2 separate regions of the Homo sapiens genome follow, and region 2 is linked to region 1. Evidence: chromatin loops called from intact Hi-C (ENCODE). Cell type or tissue: heart left ventricle. All regions are shown on one strand. Each heading gives the region's core, and the rest is flanking DNA. Links, peaks and the distances in the headings are about the cores only.

Region 1 (8,573 bases), core at 2,338-6,337:
GTAAAATATTACTCTCTATTTTTAATTTATCAACAATTTGTTTGGTTGGTGAGGGCGAGGCAGTTATATTTCCTTATAAATCATGCTTAGGTGCTTCTATTGAGTGAGGGACATAGCTAAAGGAAATTTGTTTGGGCAAAGCATTTCCTCTTCCATTTTGCTGAAGTGATACTTTCTGTTAAAGTCAACTTTCTTCAAAAAGACTTCATTGTTTGCCTTGGCTCCTCTGGCTATAGTGACCATATAACTTCTTGTCAAACTGAGATGTTGGATGTGAAAGGGGGCAATGGGTGTAAACCAAGACTTCCAGATAAACCTGGTTCCCATACGTATGACATTTCCTCAATGATCTTGCTGTGTTTATGGCTTGTTTTACGAGTATCATGCACTGTTAATTATCCTTTCAAGTGTAAGTTCTGAGTCAAGCTTTTTTTTTTTTTTTTTGATTGAAAAGAACTGAAACAACTTAAATAAGGTTAATCTAAAAAACAAAGGGGGAAGGAGATTTATTTAAAGGCTGGAGGCAATCCCATGGAATCCAAGAAGAGAGAACACAAGTCTCATGAGACCCTTGCAGAGCCAGAGACAGGGGAAGCATTGGAAACCAAGGGCATTCACCAGTGTGTGGTCTGTGTATTCTCTCTACTTCTCTGCTTGAGTCTTTTCTTTCTCTGAAACCACAAATGAGGGAATTTGTGAGAAACTGTGGAGTGCAAAACTTCTGGGTACACAATAGTGCTTCCTTAGGAGATGTTTCATGCAGACGGCCATGTGGTATCCTAACTCTTCAACCCTTCATAGTCACTTATGAAAGAGGCTTGTGTTTTTATTACTGACTTCTGTTTTAATATAGAGTTTCTTAACCAAATTTCTTTTTTCCAGGGGGGCATTTGGAAATGTGTATGAGGTGGGAGGAAGAGACATCACAGAGACATACTTTTAGGGGCCTGTGGGCCCCCAAGCATGGAAATAAAGAAAAGTCTTGGATTTCTTCAAGGGAAATTCCTGGCACATAGCAATCTTTGAGAAGCAAATAAGCAACTCAATAAACAAGAAAGTAATAGAGCTTAAAACAATAACCAAGGAAGTTAGAGTAAGGAGATGTTTGGTTCCCCTATGGAAACTAAAGGTAACATCTTAACATATGTCTCTGAGTTGTTTTTCAGAAACCCAGACCCCCACCAAACAAATCGGCTGGCATGTAGACCTCAGGTAACAGGGAACTAAAGACTAAGCTCTGACCATCATTCTTGGTTCTAAATTTCTTGCTGAGGGGCCTGGAGGGAATCACCCCCTGAGCTGGTTAACTTTCTATTCTGCGGACCCCAAATTTTTAAACAAAGCTTCTCTTCTTTAACCAATTGCAAATTAGAAAATCTTTGAATCTACCTATGACTTGTAAACCCCTGCTTCAAAGTATCTTGCCATTCTATGCCAAAACCAATGCATAACCTCCATGTATTGATTTACAATTTTGCCTGTTACTTCTACTTTCTTGAAATTTATCTCTGCCTTTAAAAAGCCTTACCTGAAAGCCACTGGGGAGGTCAGGATTTGAGCACTGGCTTCCTGGTCCTCCTTGCTTGGTGCCCTGCAATCAAGTGCCTTCCTTTCTGTCACTGCAAATGTGGAGACCTGGTTCTACAGCACTGGGGCAAGCGAGCCTCAGTTCGGTTCTATAATGGGGACAGACATGCTAGTCATTCTTCATTGCAAGGGACAACCCTATACAATGAATTGCCCAATCCCACCCTTCACTCCCAATGCCAGTAGGGTTCTCACTGAGAGATGCTTAGACACAGCATGCCACCTGCAGGAGCCTAGGTGGCTAATTGAAATTTTTAAGTCACTGGATTGAAATGAAGCATAGTGCTCTGGTGTTCAGATTCTATAATCAGGGTGTGATGACAGAGAAGTACCTGGTCCTGGATGGGAAAATAAAAACTATATCAGAAGAGTGATTTCTGCTTTTGTGTGCCTTCATACACTAGCTAAGCCAGACGTCAATAAGAAACATTTGTGGTTCTGGCCACACTGACTGTAAGCCACGGTAACAAAACCTGGCATAATAATGCTGAAATAGACATCACTTACACACACTCGGGACATGCTGACCTTCTTCATAAAGCAAATGTTAAAACTCCCCAGACTAAGGTGAGTGCCCTGTGTATGCTGACAAGGCGCTGGGTGTTAAAAATAACCTATTTTGATCCCTGGGATAGTTCAACCAATCTTATCAAAGGATTTTTCAAATGTCAGACTCTTTCATCACCCGATTTTCATTGACTCCCTGACCTGCTATTTCCCACACTGATTTTTAGGGGCTATTTGGACTATAAACCACAAAGCATTGAACTCCAAAATATAGACAGCTGAACTGGCTCTGTTCGGGAGTCTGTAATTATTTCCAAGATGAGATTTTGGGCTTTTCATGTCATAGATCCTTGACCTGGGGAGCTACTAAGCTAGAGCCCAAATGGGAACTTGAAGCCCCACTCTTAGCATTTCTCCCCTACCCCTAGGCACACCACTGCCTTCCTCTCCTTTGTTATGGATGGATGGGTGGGTGGAAACTTGGCTCGCCACCCCACCCTCCCTCCCTCATTCCCAGCTGATCCCTTGGAGAATAGTTCAAGCTGTTCATATCTAGTATCAGGAGACAAGGAGTAGGTTTACATTGACATCTTCCAGTGTTATCTGATAGCTTTCCTGAATGATGGAGGAACAAGAAATCCTAAAGTGCAAAAATAAAACTCATCAGCATCATCAAACTTCACAGCAGAATAGCCTCTCATCCCTCTTCATTATTAATGAAGTCAAAAGAGAGTCTGGAGCTTTGATCCAGGAAACATCAAGGGTAAATGTGGTAAACCAGCCTTGCCTCTCAGGCTCAGGGTTGACGTCTTTCATGGCAAGCAGCTCATTGCTGAGCATCTGGCCTGTGAGCCAGGTGCATGTAGGTTTGCTGTGCATGCAGGTAGAGACTGGGCACCGGCCTGGCATAAAAGGATGGCAGGTCACTGGCACACTTTTCCTGGCAGAATTTAAGGCAAGAAAACAGATCTGGACTATCATAGAATTTTCTGGAATGTAATTGTTAATGTCTTACTCCTTCCAACCAGATGAGCACTTTTATTTTCCTGGAACACTGAATTCAACTGTGTTTATCTTTATCCTCAAGAACTCTGTCATTTGACAGCAACTGCTGTTAAATTTACTCAGTTTATTGAACAGTTGGGATCTTTTGGCCTGTTTATAGATGTGATTATTGAGAATAAAGAGCATGGTGGGTATTCAAATTTATTTCAGCTGAAGTCGTGTCTTGTTTTTAGCTTTTCATTCTTTTACTCTGAGTCAGACATCAGTAAAGTTTTTTTTTTCTTGCTTCAATTCAAAATGTCTAATGTTAAAAGAACAATGTGTGAAGTGTCAAGTCCATAAAAGGAAATCTGGTGGTGGCTGCTGAACTGGCTCATTATGTGATAGCTAGCACTAGAGTTAAAGCTAGACCACTTCTCCAAGATATAAACATACATTTATATGCATAGACTTGTTCTGAACATGTCATCCCTAGCCAGAGATGACCCTCCCAGGCCCTCCCTGTGGATCCTATGTCTTCCCTGCCCTGATGATGGGCTGGTTGAGTGCACCCTTTCCTTTACCCTGCTCTGCTGCCTTTGCTCCCATGATAAAAAGGTAAAGGGTCCAGAAGTGGAATCCTGAAGGACAGAATCCAGAAAATCACTTTATTTATTTATTTTTTATTTATTTTTGTTTTTTCCACTGGGTGATATTTTTAATTTTACTACATAAACTCATATATCACTTAACAATATGGATACATTCTGAGAAATGCAATGTTAGGCAATTTCATCATTGTGTGAACATCATAGAGTGCACCCACACAAACCTATACGGTGTAGCCTACTACACACAGAGGCTACATGGTCTAAACTATTGCTCCTAAGCCAAAAACCTATACAACATGTTACTGTACTGAACACTGCAGGCAGTTGTAACCCAGTGGTAAGTATTTGTGTATCTAAATACATCTTAAGGTAGAAAAGATACAGTAAAAATATTGTATTATAATCTTTTATCATACCATCATATGTACAGCCCATTTTTGACCAAAATGTCATTATGCAGTAAATGACTATATATGCTTCCAGTCTCAGGGGAGGTCCACAATCTAAGTTAGTTCTGTGAATTGCCCTTTAAAACCAGGAGATCACTTTAAAGGAGTCCAGGGAATCAGCTAGGAGACAATTATTGAAAATCAGTTTTTACCTATTTTGCTGTTTTATCACAAAATATTTTCCTGCCACCCATTTTGCCACCTTTTTAAAGATTTTGGGGAAAACCGTTTTTCAAGACTTTTTTGTTGGATTTTTCTTTTGAGACAAACGATAATGAGAGAGCAAAAAGGCTCAGATTGACTTCAATTTTGTCTACATCTTAGCACAAACTGTGAGAGCTGAGTAAAAGCAAGGTTTTGCTGAAGACAGGCAGAGGGTTCTAGAAGGAGGTGTGTGTGGCAAGGCACCCTGACACACTTTGCCTCACCACAGTTCTACCCTGGGCTAGCCCCCCTGATGTCCTTGTTGTTGGCCCTCTCAGTGTTCTTCCTGCGTCAAAGGAGTACCCGGGCAGCTGCCACCAGGGAGTGGAGCAGTGGCAGCTGGGACTAGGCGGAAGTCCAACTGCTTCTGGCTGCCAATACTCCAGGCCCTGCCCGCCTACGAGGAAGTCAAGGGCAGACCCTCTCCATTTCCTCCCCAGCCCCACCGATGTCCCAGGGATGACCTTGTGGAATGGTCCCCCGGCAGAAACACATTGATGTCAAATCCTCCCTTGAAGTCCACCTCAGGCCATACATTCCATGAGACTCTTCCAGGCCAAACCCGTGAGGTGTGGACAGAGGAAACTTAAGCAGAGGAAGTTGGCACTCAATTGCAAATCTGGCTGCCTGCGAGGAGATTTATAACCAGAGAATTCACTGCCTTTGTGGTGCTTTTAGAAAACAGTCCCTGGCTTGACTGAGGGAGAGAAACTTTTGTGGAAAATGCCTGTCGTTCATGTTCCTGGCAGATCTGCAAGTATTTCTACGGCGCAAATGTAGCTCTGATTGCTCACTCAACAAACACGGACGGAACCTTTGTCAGGACGCTGGCTGCAGTGTGTGCCAGTTGGCAGATAGGGCTCAGAAAAACAGCAAGAGGTAATTCTCCCTTCTGAGCAGCAGAGGAGTGAGGACATGGGCTGGCTCCAACACCTTCTAATCCCAACCCAACGATGCACCACCCCCACTCCCCGCCCACCTTAAGGATGAAATTATTTCCCTCTTATCTATCACACCATAATGATATCCCTCATACCTGGGAAGCGTTAAGCTAAATTGATTCCAAATGTTGTGTGTTGAATCCTATCCCCCAAAGATACGTGCTTCTTTTCTGTTTTGTTTTTTTTAATATTGAAGTTCACATTTTTTTTTATGGAGATGGGGTCCTCTTATGTTGCCCAGGTTGGACTCAAACTCCTGGCTTCAAGCAACTCTCCCATCTCAGCCTCCAAAAGTGCTGGGATTACAGATGTGAGCCACTGAGCCTGCCCAAACAAAGACCAGGATTTCAAAATGTGACCTTGTATTTGGAAATATGGTTGTTTCAGATGTAATTAGTTAAGACGAGGTCATCCTGGAGTAGAATGGGCCATTAATCTAATATGACTGAGTGTCCTTATAAGAGAGAAAAATATCCTGGGAAGACATAAAGACACAGAGGGGAAAATGGCCATGTGTTAGGTGAAGGCAGAGATTGGAGTGATGCATCTACAAACCAACGAATGCCAGGAGGGCCAAGAACTGCTAAAAGCTAGAAAGAAGTAAGGAGGTATTCTCCTCTAGAACCTCCGAGAGAGCACGGTCCTGCCAACACCTTGGCTGCCAACACACTTCTCGACTTCAGAACTCAGAGAGAATAAATTTAGGTTGTTTTAAGCCACCCAGGTTTTTGTACTTTGTTACGGCAGCCCTAAGAAATTAATTTACCAACCAACAATGGCTTGATCATTGTCACCCTAAGCTGGCAAAAGTGCAGAAGAGAACTGGTAGCAATCCCAGTTAAATTTCCCATCAGGAGCACCCAGCAAACAACATGTACCAAAAAAAAAAAAAAAAAAAAAAAAAAGCTTTTTGGTTTTCTAGCTAAGTAGGCTTCTTCTTCACTGGGCCTTAGGGGATTTGTAATCCTTTTTTCCTCTCAAACAGACTAAAAGTATTCATAGTTGTCACCTAGTCCAGTAACAAATGTACAGTAACAAATGTAGTAACTCCTTGAGCCTTTTCCCTGTGATTTAGACTTGTTGGACAAGAAAACAGTCCTTGGGGGTAAAAACTCAATAATCTCTATTTGGTTTCAAAAGGAGAATTTCTAATCATCCCAAAGAAAAAAACCTGGTTAGGCTTAAGGGCCTGGGAAACTCACCACATCACCCTTGGGCTTTATTCATCCACTTCTCGTTAAAGTTTGGGGCTGAATCAACATAACCTTAGCTTTTAGTCACTTCAGTGAACTACCAAAGAGACCTTGAGTTGTCTACAAAGAACGTCGAGTTGGCATCACTTTGGAGATTAAATGAAGGGGAAAATTGACTGAAGAGGGTGGCAGGGTAGAGACTGTGTAATCTAGGCATGATGAAGTCGCTACTTAAGCCAGGACAGGATGACAAAGTTTAAGGGAACAGAGCCGTTTGCAGAGAAACAACTCTACCATAAGGAGAAAAAGGCTCTAAACATTGTGGCAAAATTCTGGATTTGGCAAGGGAATATTTAAGGGAATTTGCCTTGTCTCATTCAGAGAAGAGAGAGTTTGTTTGATTGATTTAAAAACATCTAGATACCAAGAAATATTCCAGGCATCTTATAAAATTAAACATTATGTAAAAATGGGACAACTAAGGTTAAAGAACAGAAAAGAGATTATATAAAAGAGACAAAGGAGTAGGTGCTACCAGGCTCCTGCATAAAAGGAACTGTTACAACTGGAAACGAAAGCAAAAAAAGAAGTCATCATTAGTTTTCACTGTATACACATACAAACTCATTTAAAGACAAACTTTTTCCTGAAAGTGAGCTATGGAAGTTTTTATCACATTAATCTATGAAGATTCCTTATGAAAATACGGTTTTATATATATACACACACACATACATATATACACACATACAGACATATATATTTCTCTAGGTGTATATGTAAGTTTACATACATATGTATATATATGCACATATAAACACATATATAAAATTTTACTACAACTTACTGTGCTGAAATGAGATTCAGTTTAAAGTTCATGAATGGATTCCCTGATTTCTGTGATTGTTATCCTATCCTTAAGAAACACAAGGCAGGGCTGGGCACAGTGGCTCATGTCTGTAATTCCAATACATTGAGAAGCCGAGGTGGGCAGATTGCTTGAGCTCAGGAGTTCAAGACCAGCCTGGGCAAGAGAATGAGATCCCATCTCTACAAAAAATACCAAAACAAATTATCCAGGCGTAGTGGCATGCATCTGTGGTCCCAGCTACTCAGGAGGCTGAGGTAGGAGGCTGACCTGAGCCCTGGAGATGGAGGCTGCAGTGATGCAGTGAGAAGATCACTCCACTGCCCTCCATCCTGGGTGACAGAGCCAGACTTTGTCTCAAAAAAAAAGAAAAGAAAAGAAACACAAGGCATGTGATAAGGAGCCAGATAAAACATAGGCATGATTTTACTGGCAAATATATTCTCCCTTACCCATTCTCAAGTGTTTGAGCCAGAGAAGCAGCTATGGGTGGTAATTGAAAGACAATCAGTCCTATGGTCTTACACAGCAAGAAACAAAGATGATACCTTTAATCCTCCTGGGGTGTAATTATCCCATGAAAACCCCAGCCAAGTAGGGAAGTCTCCTTGCTATTATTAGATTTCTTTCAGTTTAGGATGTAAGTACATGCAGAAAGTCATTCACTGAAAATTACTGGTTTCCCTATCAGTATGTTTGAAATCTGAGCTCGGTGGTGATTAATTTGGTCCTTGAGCTAGGTGAAGCTCCACTTTGGCTCTCCCTTAGTGCAAAGCCTGATTCTGAATGAACTGGCACACGGCCCCTTATTCTACTTTTGTGTGTGTTCCCAGAAAACAGCAGGACTGTTCTTTTGGACTGCTGAGAGTTCTCTGAGTTCAAGACTTTGTTCCACTGACTATTTTTTCCTTCAGCAATTTCAAAGGTTCTCAGTGAAATTTGTTTTTTAATGTCATAACCATTGTGAATGCTGTCCAATTACCTGGTCAAAAGAAAGCCCTCTCATCACGCCACTCGATTTCACATGTTTCCCCCCAGGCTCTGTGGGATGTTGTCACATTTCCCAGAATGTTTGAGCAATGGGCAAAAATGACTAACCTGCAGGTCCAAAAGGATGAATAAAATTAAAAGTGAGAGTTATATATGTAAATGAAATATGTAGAGCAGTATTAATTCTCTTTATCACTCTCTCCACACATGCACACACATATTTACTGGCCAGAAATATA
Region 2 (4,000 bases), core at 1-4,000, 230 kb after region 1:
TGCCAAAGGGATTAAGAGACACATTTTCATCCCACTTTCTCAAATAGGAGAAAAAGTTTTCCATGCTGGTTTCTACTGTTCCATGTTTTGCTCTTATATTGCACCCAAGAATCATTTCAAGATGTTCTGAGAAGAGATGTAAAAGAGTCAGCTGATCTTCCCTACTTCAGGTCTATTGAACACAGGTAAGTTGGCATGACAGTGCCCCAGAACCACACACTAGTACTATGTGTGGTTATAACAAAAGAATTGCTATACTGGTGGGCAGGGTTTTTTTTTTTGTTGTTGTTGTTTTTTTTTAATAAAGAGGCATAGACCATAATTTTTAGAGCAATTTCATTAGGTTATGCTAGAGGTAGGTTTGGGAGAAGAGCCTGACTCGGCCTGAGGAAGGGGACTGGGCTTGAATTTTAGGTGTCCTCTAAAATGAGATAAAGTGAACCAGGCAATTATGAGAGAGAAGCGAGTTTTAGATGGTGAGAAGAGTACAAGTAAATGAAGACAGTTGTGAAACATGGTGCACGTGGGTGGAAAAAGTTTGCTGCTGAAAGAGTCAGCCAGGGGCTGGGCTGGAGAGGAGGTACAATACATATCTGGATAGGGGCTTTGGGTACCACACGAAAGAGATCTGATTTTATCATGGATGATGGGAAGGCTTGAAAAGGTTTTAAGAAGAGTGACATTTGCAGATTAATTTTTCAACTACATAAATTTGCTGGCATCATGGAAGGCCAGAGCTAAGAAGAGGTGCAACAGAGATCGACCATTTAAGAAAGTAGTTCTCTAATTTTAAAAATTATAGTAAGAAATACATTTTCATGGCAAAATGTCTGTGTGTGTTTGCATGTCTGTGGGTGTATCAATAATTTTATAAAACCATATTTATCTTTGATATTATAGATGTGGTTTTATACTCTTATTTTTTACGCAATTCTGTATCATATTTTTAAAATAAAATGCTAAATGCAACTGACAGTTTCAAAAACACTATTTCAGGTACTAGTACTATAATTCAGGGGAGAGTTGGTGAGTGCTTGAACTAGGGAAATATTAGCAGGTTAGAGAAGAGAGCATGGATTTGATCAATAGTTATAAAATAAAATAAAAATTGTATTCATTTGGGGCCGAGCATGGTGGCTCACACCTGTAACCTCAGCACTTTGGAGGCCAAGGCAGGAGGATCACTTGAGGCCAAGAATTCGAGACCAGCCTGGCCAACATAGTGAAACGCTGTCTCTACTAAAAATACAAAAATTAGCTGGGTGTGATGGTGTACACCTGTAATACCAGCTACTTGGGAGGCTGAGGCACAAGAATTGCTTGAACCCAGGAGGTGGAGGTTACAGTGAGCTTAAATCTTGCCACTGCACTCCATCCTGGGCAACAGAGTGAGACAACTCTGTTTCAAAAATATATATAGACAGACAGATAGATTTGGTAGAAGGATTCATGATTTATAAGTTTCGATCTTGGCTAAAAGTGTTTCACTAACTGAGATAGGAAGAACAGATTTGCAAAGAAATATGTGAGTCCAGCTCTGGACATATTGGATTTGAAGAGTTGGATATCAATGGACATTGGGCTTTTGTGTGAATAAATTTGGAAATTGGGGAAGTGCCTACTCTGAGTAGAGACAGAGTTTTGGGACCCACTTTCATAAGATGGAAAATACAACTATGAGGTACATGAAAACATCTACAGAGTACACAGAGTGAGAAAACCAATTAATCAAAAAGAACATTCTAGAATACTCACATTTAAGAGGTAAAGTGGGGAGGAAGAGAGACCATGAAGAATAGTGAAAAGAAGTATTCAGAGCAGCAAGAAGAGTGTGGAAACATCTGGAACAAAATGGCTCCCAACAAAAACATGTTGAATAAATATTTACTCAGTAAATGAACAAAGAAAGAGTTTAAGAAGAAGAAGCCTCTAAGAACTAAGAAGACAATTAGGAGTTCATTGGCAACCAAGGGAGGGCAGCTGGAACAGAGGTGTTGTGAGAAAGTCGTACTACAGTGGACTGCAGACTGAATAGGGATGAGGAGGTAGAGCAACTTGACTGAAAAGAGAAGATCAAGAACTAGCTAAAGGATCAATAAAGAGTTGGCTGAACTTTGCTGTGGTTTGCTGTGTATTGTTTTTAAGATTGTGAGAGACATGAATGGGGAAAGAGCCAGAATAAAAGTAAAGATTGAAGATGTGAGAGATAGAAAGGAAAACAGACGAAGCAAGGACTTGTGGGAGCTGGGAGGAGAGAGGATCAAGGGCCCAGATGCAGGGGTTGACTTAGAGCAGGAGGGAGAAGGGAAACGTCATCCGCTGAGACCAGAAGGGAGGAAGGGATTATGGATGTCAGTAAGAGACCTATGGATAACATCTATGGCAAGAGGATGTAGGAGCTGAGGAAGTTCATGCCTTGACACAGACTTTCTTCAAAAAGCAACAAGTTATTTGCTGAAAGGAGATGAAGAGCTGCTGGTTTGGGAGGCTTAAGAGAGAGGACAGGTTTGGAATTAGCATGAAGAGGACTGAGAGAGGGGCACAGCAGGAACTAACTGTCAAGTGCTCTGAGAGTCCGATGAGGTGACAGGTCTTGACTTTGTTGGAATTCCAGCTTGAAGTGATGTGGGATTATTTTTCCCAGGAATTCAGGTAAGGAAGTGGAAAAGGCAGACTGTAAAACTGACAGAGCTGGATTTTCCCAAAGTGAGTAAGGAGGACAGGATGGCAAGAGATTCGAGAGAGACTGGGCAGGCCAGAGGGAGAGGTTAGGAGAAGACTCATTTGCTTAAAGGAGATTGAAATCCCTGAACTAGAGACTTGCCAGAAAAAAAAAAAATATATATATATGTGTGTGTGTGTGTGTGTGTGTGTGTGTGTGTGTGTGTGTGTGTCTTATTCTCTTTTGTGGCAGACACTAAATTTGAGCCAAGGAGATGTAAGTAGAAGCATTATGTGGGATTTCTCAGAAGCCTTTTCTAAAAGGAGTGGGTGTACTATTCCTTCTTTTTTCCTCCTTCTTGCTGCTGGCCACTTAGTTGTGATGGCTAGGGCTCTTGTAGTCATCTCAGACCATGAAGACAAAGCCTATAATCTAGAAATGTTAAAAAAATTATCTGAAAGAAGCTCTGGGCCCTTGGTGATTTTAGAGCAGCCACAGCAGCCCTGGACTGCTCACTCTGAATTTCTGGAAAAAGAAATCAACTTCTGTCTTGATTGAAGCACAATTTTAAAAAATTGAAATAAAAATATTTTATATATTTATGGTATACAACATGTTTTGGTATATACAGCGAAATTTTCAGGACTCATTTACTAACCATATTCTAGCTAAAAGAGAATATATACACAGCAACTAGAGAACGAATAGAGATTTCTTGGAACAGAATGCTATCTTTCTACCATGTAATGCCTAAGCAGGGCACATACTTTATAGTAAGCAAAAAGCTTTGATCTTTGCAGGAGATTATAGACTGCTTTTGATTTGGGTAGAGAAGAAACAAAAGTCAAATCTTGGATTTCTTCATTAATTAAAAAAAAAAAAAGGCAAAATAAAGCCACATGTATGTTGTTTTTTCCCGTAAGGTCAAGCAAAGACTTCTTTATACTTTTTGTGAGAAAATGTATTGAAAATTAATGACATTAATACCCAGGATGGTACATTTCCATTGCTTCACAATTTTTTTTTCTTTCTGAAGGGTTAGAATTTCCACCAGTCAGCATAAAATGGTTAAAACTGAAGCCTAGTAAATCACTTGTATTGCATTGTTTTCAAAGTGACTAAACAGCTGTAGTTTTCAAGGTCAGCCAAATCATCTGCCAGGGTCACACGTGTTTCACATGTCAAGTAACGTATATGGGTTCAATTCCATCCAGGATCCTAAGGAAAAAGACATTTGCAAACAAGTGATCCGAAGACATTTTTCTAAACAGGTGCTGTGGTTACTGGGATAAGAGTTACTATTGTAAACCACTTGAATTTACGACTAAGTTTCCAATC

What was found. A loop is a pair of places that touch in the nucleus more often than their neighbours do. Peaks named below come from ENCODE experiments on the same cell type or tissue, not always from the same donor. Only the 100,000 strongest peaks of a DNase experiment are listed, where the experiment ranks them.
Region 2: it touches region 1 in a loop (2.2-fold over the local background); 1 of 110 quality-filtered maps calls a loop at or near these places.

The regions. Positions count from the first base shown.
Region 1 is chr5:58,917,906-58,926,478 of GRCh38, forward strand. No RefSeq gene overlaps it. Among named protein-coding and RNA genes, the nearest start is that of PDE4D-AS1, 120 kb to the right of the region's middle. In heart left ventricle, for the core only: no CTCF peak of the experiment used is centred there; DNase peaks (open chromatin) are centred at 4,666 and 5,186; H3K27ac peaks cover 1,405 bases.
Region 2 is chr5:59,153,483-59,157,482 of GRCh38, forward strand. The region is part of intron 5 of PDE4D (phosphodiesterase 4D); the gene reads right to left. Among named protein-coding and RNA genes, the nearest start is that of PDE4D-AS1, 120 kb to the left of the region's middle. In heart left ventricle, for the core only: no CTCF peak of the experiment used is centred there; no DNase peak of the experiment used is centred there; H3K27ac peaks cover 468 bases.